2 separate regions of the Mus musculus genome follow, and region 2 is linked to region 1. A link is a loop called in an ENCODE intact Hi-C map of the cell type or tissue named here. Cell type or tissue: left cerebral cortex. All regions are shown on one strand. Each heading gives the region's core, and the rest is flanking DNA. Links, peaks and the distances in the headings are about the cores only. Region 1 overlaps Myhas (myosin heavy chain gene antisense RNA). Region 2 overlaps 2310065F04Rik (RIKEN cDNA 2310065F04 gene).

What was found. A loop is a pair of places that touch in the nucleus more often than their neighbours do. Peaks named below come from ENCODE experiments on the same cell type or tissue, not always from the same donor. Only the 100,000 strongest peaks of a DNase experiment are listed, where the experiment ranks them.
Region 2: it touches region 1 in a loop (9-fold over the local background); 28 of 42 quality-filtered maps call a loop at or near these places.

The regions. Positions count from the first base shown.
Region 1 is chr11:67,234,056-67,236,972 of GRCm38, reverse strand. The region is part of intron 1 of Myhas (myosin heavy chain gene antisense RNA); the gene reads left to right. Among named protein-coding and RNA genes, the nearest start is that of Myhas, 1.8 kb to the left of the region's middle. In left cerebral cortex, for the core only: a CTCF peak has its summit at 1,154 (motif pointing right); a DNase peak (open chromatin) is centred at 1,143.
Region 2 is chr11:67,111,518-67,114,434 of GRCm38, reverse strand. 2310065F04Rik (RIKEN cDNA 2310065F04 gene) reads left to right here. Exons shown (of 5, transcript NR_038055.1): 5 at 318-1,974. Among named protein-coding and RNA genes, the nearest start is that of 2310065F04Rik, 7.1 kb to the left of the region's middle. In left cerebral cortex, for the core only: CTCF peaks have their summits at 1,492 (motif pointing left) and 2,236 (motif pointing right); DNase peaks (open chromatin) are centred at 839, 1,478 and 2,215.

The DNA.
Region 1 (2,917 bases), core at 210-2,709:
TGTCCACAAAACTCTCCCCATGGACAGAGAAGGTGGGTGGATCGGCCTCCACGGTGCCCTTGAAAGGCCGAGTTGGATTTGACTAACTTGATACAGGCACAGCTGTTGCTGAATATGACAGGAAATCTACTCTAACTGTCCCTGTGATCTGGCCTGATATTTTCAACCACTGTTCTCCTGACTTAAATTGCTAAATTCAGTAGATGGTTGCTTTATAATTCTATCAGGTGAACTTGTCTTTCACAGGCTGGCAGGTAAAATCTTTTATACTTTTAAATTGTCATTGCATGTAATGCTACACAATAGGTTACCCTCCATGGCAGCCACCCACACTGAGTGAGTGATTTACCCCAAGTGTTAGGCTCAAAGCCGGAAAGAAAAGTGTTCTGACCCTCTAAGATTTTCACAACTCATTTTGTCACCCCTTTTACAAGCTATCACTATTATAGGCGTAATAATTATTTATTTAAAGCATCTAGATCTGAGAGATGAAAGAAGAAAGTTTGAATGAGGCAGAGAGCTCACTTGTGCATTAGTAGCTAAAAGAGACTGACTACGGACCTCATCATCAGACCGTTAATCAGTTACAATCTTGAGAACCCCAGAGACACTACAATGACACAATAGTGCCAACCAGCAGGGACCACAATAATAAACATCAGAAAATACCATGGATCATGGGCAGGAAGAGAAGAGAAGTGACCTTGATAGAGGGCGAACACCATTCCTCTGGGCTTGCTTGTCCAAGGGATGTCTAAATAGAGGACACAGGAAAGGAATCTGAGCTCTCTTGTACTCTCCTGGTACTTTATGACTACATACATGTGGGAAGGCCCGCCTTATTCCAAAGCAGGGTGTATTTTGGATGCGCTATTCAGCAGTCCAATAAACACTTCTTGCTGGCATTCCCCCTATGATCCTCACAGATGAGGAAATACAGGATTCTGAGAGTTTGTATATATTTTCTTATCTATTGCAAACACATCTGGGAAAAATTTAACACCGTTTAAACCTTACATGGTCATAAAAGTTAATTGTGTGTTGTAAGTCATTGTGTTAAGTTATATCACCATGTGTGAGTTGGGATATAGTCTCAATGCTGCACATGTCTTTATAAAATGCACAGAACAATGTCACTAGGGGGCGCTGAGGTACACATTCCTCTCTTAGGGATGCAAGGTTACAGTTGCACACAGACTCCTGAATCTCCCAGAAAGTTAAAGTATTTGTAAAAGATTGTAGGTGCTTAGGGAATGTCCAGTAGACAGGTTTTTCAGGTTTTGATATACATTTTGTAACACAGTTGAAACCTTGACTGAGATATTCATAGCCTGGTTTTTGTGGTGTCCAGCCATGACAGCACATCAATAAAACATCTTAAAACTCAGCAAGTCCAATTGGTATTTGTTTTCTATTAAATTACCCTGAGACTCCCACAACATCACTACTGGGAAAAGTTACGGATTCATTTCTATGCCAGCCATTAATTGTGGTCTACAAACTTTCTCCAGTGGTGTCCTGCCTTCACTTTCAGTCTTCTTCCCCTTTCCTTGGTCCGCCATATCAGGTGTATTCTCCTTCCACATTTTCTATTCTGAGTTGTAAGCTCATAGGTGGACATATATCTTCTTCCTACACACTTTGTTTTGATGAACGCTTCCCCAACTTTCTTTTTCCCCCGTCCCCCTAACTCAGCTTCATGTATTGCTACAACATCCTCTTGCACATACTTACCCACCAGAAGTTGACATTTCCAAAACCAGGAAGCTATAAATAAGCTAAAACCAAGATACAACACACAGAACTATGGAAAATATATGAACCTAAAAGTCAGAACTATGTCAAGACTTGTGTTCTTATGTTGCTGAATATAAATGGGAAAATTCTGTCTTGGTGACATAGTCAGCCCTGGCCCCAACATGTGCAGGAGTTTTACTCACGCACTTCTTTCCTTCCATACCTGTCTACACCTTTCCTCCTCCTCCTCCTCCTCCTCCTCCTCCTCCCCCTCCTCCTCCTCCTCCTCCTCCTCCTCCTCCTCCTCCTCCCACTATTCGAAGAGGAAGAAGCACTTACTAGATGTTATAATTAACTCAGGGCACAGAGTCTTAGGAAAGCAAGTCTCAGAATGGGAAGAATGGAATGTTTTGTCTCTCTGTAACAGTCGCTTCACTTCATTCTATAGGGTTCCATTGATTCCTGGTGCAGTATTTAAACATAAATTAATGGTGTTTCCTTCCTCATTGTCTGACACTTCAGGGTTGAGGAATCATAAGTGGTCCCCACCATCCAGGTAACATTAGTAATTAGTGTTTGAGAATCTAATTTCCTGGGTATTGGTGGACTATAATGAGAAATAAATCAGCAGATAATTTTAATTCCTGCTCATGTCCCCTTGAATCCTTGCCTGCTTGATCCCAGCTAGACAGCAAGACCTGCTTTGCTATTTTGCTCCAGGAGGAGGTCTTGGAGATTAAAAGCCAAAGTAAATCTTAGGATTTACTTATCTCTTTGAGATCTGACACTAGGAAACCTTTAATGTAGAAAAAAGTAGCAGGATGCCAGGGCCACAACTGCTGACAACTGGCATCTGCCACGGTGCTGGAAGGAGAGGAAAGAGGATGCACTACCTTCCCTCGTGGTGGCACATCCACAAGGCATGGCCGTGAAGAGGGAAGATTCCACTGCGAGGAGAGACAGAGTCAGCGTTTTAATTTTCAAGAACAAGTTATTAGTGGGTATGTGTGGACTCTATAAATTTCACTGTGTGAATGATTGCCATTTGGTTAAAAAGGTCAAAGCTAAAGAACTATCTAAGAAAAAAATGTGTTCTTATTAAATACATGCTGTCGTTGGAGGACATTCAGAAATAAAATGTGACTAAATACAGCTGCTTTTATTTAAACAAGTAAAGCAG
Region 2 (2,917 bases), core at 292-2,791, 120 kb after region 1:
GCTCTCTGGTCTGGATAGGCATTCCAGCTCATGATGGCCTCTAGGAGTATTCAGACAGGGCACTGACTGTCAGCTGCCAGATTCCCTTGTCAGGAATCTGTTGCTAGGCCATCGAGTGACTTCTTGAATACAATCCTGTGCTCCTAAACTCTCATTTTAACAATCATTTCCCTTCGGGTTTCTTTGTTTCTTTCCTTTTTTTTTTTTTTTTTTTTTTTTTCCTTCACGCTTGTCCTGGTAGGGCCAGCTAGATCAAGCCTGAGGCTCACAGTGTGATTCCGCCATGAATTTCCTCTGTGTCTCTCTCTTTCTTCTAGGGTGATCAAACAGGCCAAGAAGACACCATGCCCTCTTCTTCTCCCGCTGTCTTGAGCACCTTGTGTCTATTCACTCAGCACGATTCCATCTTAGCAATAAATCCCCCACAAGGATGTTGTGATCTCTCCGATTTAATCGGCATTAAATCCTTTGAGTCCTCATATCCTTCCTCTCCCATTTCTTAAAATAGTCGGCAGCACTTAAGTCCAGCATCCTATCGACTTCTAACATTGCATAATCCCGCAAGACCCCTCTCCCCTATTCTCCTTAAGGAGCCCACATAATCAGAAAGTTCTCCCATGAGAACCTGAAGGTAGGGTGGTTCAGGCAGCCCTGGGGTTAGTGGGGCACATTGCTGCCAGGATCGCCTGAGGGCTTGCTAGGTTGGAGGGATACTTACTATCCCTTCACTGTTTGACTGGATCAGAAAGTACGTCTCTGCTTTAATTATCTCTTAGGGTGGGCTGAGGACAGAAGAGTTGGATTGTGGGCATCGGTTCTTGTCACAGTTCTTACAGGAAGCTTTGAGGTTTGAGTCCGCTTGGCAGGGAGGAGGCGTCACTCAGGGAGCATGGACTGTGTTCTGGGGATTTGAGATTGGGGGACTGTTCTCAAGAGAGACCTGGGGTTGTGCTCAGCCTTGCCCAATGCTTGGGTCACTCTAGTCTGGAATGGTCACAGAAGTGCAGTCTCTGTCGGAGAAACCAAACCCTTTGTAGGACCTGTCTTGAACTAAGGAAAGAATGGTAGGTGGAACAGAGCTCAACGGACACCGAGAGCATCTCCCAAGCGACAAGACCCCCCCCCCCGGCCCCCGTTAGTGAGCGTGAGATGTTCGTGGGCAAAGACACGGGAATGGGTTCTCAAGCAGAGGGGATGCACTTTATGATCCATCTGCCATGTTTGCAGGTGAGTGAGTGAGGAGAAAAGAACGGTTACGTGGAAGACCCGTTACGGACATGAAAGCCAACCCCACCTTGAAGATGTCACCGCGGTCCCAAGTTGTAGGTGGACGCCAGAAGAGTATTTAGACTCAGACCCGGGCAAACTAGCGGATGTGCTACTCCAGGCTTAAGAAAACCCAGGTGGTTAAAACCAAGGCAGCATCCCTAATCTGTGCTTGGTCCAACAACATGGCCATTTATTTGTGGCTCACCGCTGCCCTCTGGTGGCACTCTCCAAAAATGCAACTTGGTTTTAAAGGTTGGGGATGGCGAGACTGACTTAACCAGTTTGTTTGTTTGTTTGTTTGAGTACATACCCTCAGTATTTGAGTCTCAGGATCATTTTGATTCACCTGCATGAATCAAGTCACGTGATTAGAGTAAAAGGAGCAGAATTCAGCGTATCTCATGCCTTTGTCTGGCCCTGCCATTGTCAGACAATTCAGCTAGCTCTTGGGAACTGCTGTTTCTATCAGACACTATTGTGTGGGGCCTTTTATCTGAGCTGTAGCATTGATCCTCTAGGGTGGGTGCAATAATTATTCATGTTACAGATGAAGAAATAGAGGCGCACAGATGTCTCACTCTTAACATATGAATATGGTATTGAGTCCCCAGTGACACCAACCTGTTAAGATGTCACTCAGTACCCACCCAGTCCCGCCCTGAGCAGAATGAATGGACGGGGAAATATAATTTTAAAGTACTGTTTAAATAAACACATATTTTCTGTATGTTTTTTAAGTTTGAGACTAAATTCTAGATGTGCTCTTAGCCTGGCATGCAGAGAAGGAGACTCTGGGATGGAGGGGGCGGGACACAGACATGGAAACTCTCTCGCTTTGAAAAGACATAGTTTCTCGGGATGATGCGGCTGTCTGATGGGCATTGGGGAGCGGAAAGGCAGATTCTGGAGTTTCAGAGCTTCTGAGTCACCTACCCTCTCTTCCTGCAGCTGAAAACAGTACCCACTTTGGCCTGTAGGTGGCAGCTTAGGCTCAACAGAACCCAAGTCTGTTTTTTGATACCCTAGTTCCCACCAGCTGGGAATCATTTTCAGATGGAGGTTTGGGGGTGTTATAAACTCCTGATGTATGGAGACTGTGCCTCACATACTCTGGTTTCGATGATCTTGTGGGTGACCTGGGCAATTCGGTGGTGGTGGTGGTGGTGGTGGTATTTTGCTTGCTTGCTTGCTTGCTTGCTTGCTTGCTTGCTTGCTTGCTTGCTGAGACAGGTATTTGCTATGTTGCCTCTGCTGGGGTCTGAATCCTGGGATCAAGTAATCCTCTTACCTCAGCAGCCCAGGTAGCTGGACATAAGAATCTATTTATTCCACAGGGCCCGACCATAAACATCCATGTTTTACAAAGCTCCCCAACTGACTCTCCCCACCCAAGCTAGAAGTGGCAGTTAGCACACGGAGCCCCTTAGTCCCTGTGAGTTTGCTGAGCAGCTTATTTGACATCCTTTCTTCGTTCCACCTCTGCAGTGTAGCCTGGATCCACAGAAAGAAGGGAAGAGCAGAGAAGGGGCATCGTAGGAGGGATGGAGAATGCAGTTCAGACAGAAGAGAAAATGAAAAAGGGTCTTCTCAGACCAAGAGAGGAAGGAGTCTAAAGGAGTGATTAAAACACGTTTCATACCTTACAGAA